2 separate regions of the Homo sapiens genome follow, and region 2 is linked to region 1. A link is a loop called in an ENCODE intact Hi-C map of the cell type or tissue named here. Cell type or tissue: endothelial cell of umbilical vein. All regions are shown on one strand. Links, peaks and the distances in the headings refer to the core of each region. The heading gives the core; the rest is flanking DNA.

Evidence for each region. A loop is a pair of places that touch in the nucleus more often than their neighbours do. Peaks named below come from ENCODE experiments on the same cell type or tissue, not always from the same donor. Only the 100,000 strongest peaks of a DNase experiment are listed, where the experiment ranks them.
Region 2: it touches region 1 in a loop (6-fold over the local background); 1 of 110 quality-filtered maps calls a loop at or near these places.

The regions. Positions count from the first base shown.
Region 1 is chr2:202,316,036-202,318,954 of GRCh38, forward strand. No RefSeq gene overlaps it. Among named protein-coding and RNA genes, the nearest start is that of SNORD11, 24 kb to the left of the region's middle. In endothelial cell of umbilical vein, for the core only: no CTCF peak of the experiment used is centred there; a DNase peak (open chromatin) is centred at 1,586; H3K27ac peaks cover 1,626 bases.
Region 2 is chr2:202,407,204-202,410,122 of GRCh38, forward strand. The region is part of intron 1 of BMPR2 (bone morphogenetic protein receptor type 2); the gene reads left to right. Among named protein-coding and RNA genes, the nearest start is that of BMPR2, 32 kb to the left of the region's middle. In endothelial cell of umbilical vein, for the core only: no CTCF peak of the experiment used is centred there; a DNase peak (open chromatin) is centred at 1,568; H3K27ac peaks cover 2,230 bases.

The sequences.
Region 1 (2,919 bases), core at 209-2,708:
AGTCTGGGCAACAGGAGTTGCCCTGTCTTAAAACAAAACAAACAGACAAAAGCTATTAACAAGTTCCCACCTTTGGGGCAAGGGATTAGAGATTTGGGGATCAGAGAATGGGGAGGAAGATGTGAAGATGTTTGCTTTTCATTTCTTTCTGTATTGTTACATTTTTATATATTTTTTTCCTTTTGAGACAGGGTCTGGCACTGTTACCCAGGCTGGAGTGTGTGGCACGAGCTCACCTCTGCTTCCCGGGCTCAAGTGAGCCTCCCACCTCAGACTCCCTGGTAGCTGGGACTACAGGCAGAAACCACCAAGCCTGGCTAATTTTTCTATTTTTTGTAGAGACAGTTTCACCATGTTACCCAGGCTGGTCTCAAACTCCTGAGCTCAAGCAATACACCTGTGTTGACCTCCCAAAGTGCTGGGATTACAGGCATGAACTATCATGCCCGACCTGTTTCATTTTTTAAAAACCATGTACCTGGCCGGGCACGGTGGCTCACACCTGTAATCCCAGCACTTTGGAAGGCTGAGGCGGGCGGATCACTTTTGGTTGGGAGTTCGAGACCAGCCTGACCAACATGGAGAAACCCCATCTCTACTAAAAAATACAAAATTAGCTGGGCGTGGTGGTGCATGCCTGTAGTCCCAGCTACTCAGGACGCTGAAGCAGGAGAATCTCTTGAACCCGGGAGGTGGAGGTTGGGGTGAGCCAAGATTGTGCCATTGCACTCCAGCCTGAGCAACAAGAGCAAAACTCCGTCTCAAAAAAAAAAAAGTGCCTGTGTTATTTTCACATGTATTATTTTCATGCTTTAAAAATGTAAAATAAATGAAGCTATAGGCAAAAACTACCAAATACATTTTATCTAAAGCTAGGATACCAGTTATTTGTTTTGTTGTTTGTTTTTTTCCTCGAAGAAATCATGAGGTATATATATAGTTTTGTGGCTTCACCACTGTAATCCCCAAGGCTTTTCCAGTAGGGAACAAAGTAGAAAGTGTAAAGTATAAATGAACAGATTATTTGAGATTCATCAGTTCCCTGTACATAGCTCTCCCTTAGCCCCAATTACTATTCTTTCTACTTCAGGCTAAGAAATCACCGCATGGTTTTGAAAGTATTAAACTATCATTTTATAGCAGAAGAACTAGAATCACAGTAGAGTTATAGGGACAGAATTATTCCAGCTTCCACCTGTTTACTCTCTATTAGAGAAATGTAATGTTGTGAAATGGTAGATTGGAGACCAAAGTGTTGTATTACAGTAGGCTTAAGTTAATGCCAGTGATCTGGTTTGATCTTAAATGAACTGTAATGATTTGAAAGAAAGCACAAATTTTAAGATTTTGCTATTCCTTCTCTCCTTGTTCTAGACGATTTGTCTCTTTTTTATAGTCTTCCTTAGAGCTTTCCTCAATCTCTTGTCAGTTCTTGGAATTGAGTTTTCTTACTTCTTCCCAAATCACAGATGTTTTCCCACCCTGTGAAATCTAGGGACTGGCTGGCCAGAGTGTTACCGCAATTGTGTTATTCTGGAGGAAATCCTTTCTTTATCTGCCAGGAATTTCTGGCTCCAAACCAGGGGAAAAAATTTGGTGCACTGCCAGGTAATTGCCTTCTTCCTTTTCCCTTTAGCCGTCTGCAGGCGACTAGCTGGAGCCCACGGGTAAAACCACAGCCTCCAGGGTTGGGAGGGAGCAACTTTCAGGGATCCTGAAGGATAAGGCCAATCACTTCTCCTCCATACAGACAGGACCTCATTTAAACCACAACCTAGCCTTTGTTAGTGCCTTCCAAAAGGAGAACTCATCTAAACTCTGTTGATCACGAATCTCAGTGTTAAAAATCACTATCATAAAATTTTTTCTTTCATCTACACCAGAGGTTGGCAAACTTTTTTGCAAAGGACCAGTTAATTAATATTTTAGTCTTCACTGACTATATGATCTCTGTCGTGACTGCTTAACTCTTCCATTGTGGTGCAAAAGCCAAAATACCAAACAAACGCGTGTGGCTGTCTTCCAATAAAACTTTCTTTATGGACACTGAAAGTTGAATTTCATTTTATTTTCCCATGTCATGCAATATTATTCTTTTTTCCCCCATCCATATATAAATAGAAAAACCATTCTTAGTTCATAGGCAGTATAAAAACAGGTAGCAGGCTTTATATAGTTTGTTGGCCCCTGATCTTAACAACTGGTTTTCTTTTTTTTTTTTTTTTTCTGAGACGGAGTCTTGCTTTGTCACCAAGGCTGGAGTGCAGTGGCACGATCTCAGCTCACTGCAACCTCTGCTTCCCAGGTTCAAGTAATTCTCCTGCCTCATCCTCCCTAGTAGCTGGGATTACAGGCGTGCACCACCACACCTGACCAATTTTGTTTGTATTTTTAGTAGAGATTGGGTTTCACCATGTTGGCCAGGCTCATCTCGAACTCCTGAACTCAGGTGATCCGCTGCCTCAGCCTTCCAAAATTCTGGGATTACAGGCATGCACCACCATGCCTGGCCAACAACTGGTTTTCAAACTGTGTTTTGGGAAGCCCTCTGAGGAGACAGCTCGCTGGGCTAGGGAATGCCAGTCTTCCAGTACCCTTTTTTTCTGTTTTATATATTGTCCTTTCAAATTTTGTTTCAAGGGTTCTATAACCAAAAGTTTAAAAGTCACTAACCTAAGCAGAATCCCTTCTTTTGCAACTTTAGCCCATTTACTTTTGGTCTTCCCTCAGTGCAGGTAGAGAAGAGCTGGTTATTTAACTCTTTTTTTTTTTTTTTTTTTTTGAGATGGAGGCATACTCTGTCGCCCAGGCCGGAGTGCAATGGCATGATCTCGGCTCACTGCAACCTCCACCCGCTGGGTTCAAGCAGTTCTTCTGCCTCAGCCTTCTGAGTAGCTGGGATTACAGGCACCCGCCACC
Region 2 (2,919 bases), core at 266-2,765, 91 kb after region 1:
AAGTGCTGGGATTACAGGTGTGAGCCACTGCACCTGGCCTAATTTTTGTATTTTTATTAGAGACGGGACTTTGCCATGTTGCTCAGGCTGGTCTTAAACTCCTGACTTCAAACTCCTGATCCATCCTTCTTGGCCTCCCAAAGTGCTGGGATTACAAGTGTCAGCCACTGTGCCTGGCCTCAGCTGTTATTCTTCATGCGTATATTTGTTTTGTTCATTTGGGGCACCTTGTTGGTTATCATAAATTTTGGTGTGATCAGGTACTGCTCCTTAATAATACTGTATTTGGCTGGGCGTGGTCGCTCACGCCTGTAATCCCAGCACTTTGGGAGGCCGAGACGGGTGGATCACGAGATCAGGAGATCGAGACCATCCTGACATGGTGAAACCCCGTCTCTACTAAAAATACAAAAAAATCAGCCAGGCGTGGTGGCGGGCGCCTGTAGTCCCAGCTACTCGGGAGGCTGAGGCAGGAGAATGGAGTGAACCCGGGAGGCGGAGCTTGCAGTGAGCCAAGATCCAGCCTGGGCGACGGAGTTCCGTCTCAAAACAAAAACAAAAACAAAAAAAAAACTGTATTTATACTTTATTCTGCATAACTTCTTTTAACTCAGGATTTCTTTTTCTTTTTCTTTTCTTTTTTTTTTGGAGACGGAGTCTCGCTTTGTAGCCCAGGCTGAAGTGCAGTGGCGTGATCTCGGCTCACTGCAAGCTCCGCCTCCCAGGTTCACTCCATTCTCCTGCCTCAGCCTCCCGAGTAGCTGGGACTACAGGTGCCCACCACCACGCCTGGCTATTTTTTTGTAGTTTTAGTAGAGACGGGGTTTCACCGTGTTAGCCAGGATGGTCTCGATCTCTTGACCTCGTGATCTGCCCGCCTCTGCCTCCCAAAGTGCTGGGATTACAGGCGTGAGCCACCGTGCCTGGGCTTTAACTCAGGATTTCATAAAGAAAACAAGATTGAGAAAAACCAAATCTGTTTGTTGTATAAAATAATGTATAGCTCTGAATAGTCATGTCTGATTTTGGGTAAAATGCTAAAAGACTATTCTTCTATGAAGTGCTTTTTACTTTTGCAGTTTTAGGTGGCAAAATAATTTCATATTCTTATTTCCTCACAGAAACCATATGTCTGTGGTTGCTTCTTAGCTCTATCAAATATCCACCTAAGTGCACCAGTAGGTTAAATTGTTTCTCATAAAAGGTTAGTTTTGACAAATTTTTGCTGTTAGCTTTTCATTATCACCAGATCTTGACTGTACTGGCACAATGGTGTATAAAATCTAGAGAGGAAACAAATCAATGTGAACCATAGCATAGTTAATGGGTCTTCTCCAAAGCACTTATTTGGTTAGATAAAAGTACATAAAGCACTTCTCACTGTGTCTGGTACAGAGGGGAGGCATGCAACAAATGTTTTTAGAATAAATAAAAATTCAGTTCTTGTAAGCATTAGTATTAATTACATGAAGGACTTCCAGGCACTGTAATCAGTCTTCTATCTTTGAGATTTGAAAGAAGCAGGAAATAGGGCGTAGGACCTACAAGGAAACAGGAAGATTATCCATGTTTTTATTTCGCATTCCACTTGAACTATCTTGGAAACACAGGGTATAACATCAAACAATGGTCATATAAGTATTTTTTAAAATTTGTTTTTATCTGTTGCTTTATCTGCTTTGTGGTATATTATTGTATTCTATGTCTGGACATGTCTGGACGTTTTCAGTTGATTCATTAATATCAGGAGTAGTGTGAGTGTTTCCTTGTCAAGGAGATACTGCATTTTCTTCCTAGTCCCATAATTAGCCAAAGGAACAAACTACTCTTCTTAAATGTTCATCAAAACAGGTATATGAGTCTGGGCGCAGTGGCTCACGCCTGTAATTCCAACACTTTGAGAGGCCGAGGTGGGTGAATCACTTGAGGCCAGGAGTTTGAGACCAGCCTGGGCAAGACGGCGAAACCTTGTCTCTATAAAAAATACAAAAATTAATCAGGTGTGGTGGTGCACACCTGTAATCACAGCTATTTGGGTGGCTATGGCATGAGAATCACTTGAACCCAGAAGGCGGGGAAGTTGCAGTGAGCTGAGATCGCGCCACTTCATTCCAGCCTTCATGCAGAGCAAGACTCTGTCTCAAAATATATATATAAGATTACACATATATTTCAAAAAAATTATATTTTCCAAAACCAAAAACCCCACAGGTATATGATCTGTAAAACAGGCTGGACATGGTGGCTCATGACTGTAATCCTAGCACTTTGGGAGGCTGAGGCAAGGAGGATCACTTGAACCCAGGAATTTGAGACTTGCCTGGGCAAAATAGTAAGACTCTGTCTCTATTAATTAAAACAAAAACAAAAACAAAAATGACAGACATATGATCTCCGAAACAAACGAATCATGCAGGTCAACCAGGATGTGGGGAGAACTCAAAAAGGTATATAAACAATAACACACAAACCTAATTGTATTATAAATGGATAATACACTGAAGGGGTTGGGGAAGAAAATAACTTGTCTAAGATACTTTGGAAAATTATAAGGCTAAAGACAAAAAGAATTATATGCAAATATTGTGGTGTCATTAGTAAGTTTCTTTCTCATAGGGGCAGGGGTTAGCAATTCTACTTTATATATATACTTAACAGTAAACAAATTAGAAAATATTGTGGATAATAAGACCTAGGTTCCTAACTCTCTCCACTGAGAGGACCTAGAATTAGGAATACCACAGTAGCAGTGACCACAATAGTGCCCCAGATCTTGATTTCTTTTCTTTTTCTTTTTTTTTGACAGTGTCTCACCCTGTCGCCCAGGCTGGAGTGCAGTGGCACGGTCTTGGCTTACTGCACTCTCCACCTCCTAGGTTCAAGTGATTCTCCTGCCTCAGCCTCCCTAGTAGCTAGGAC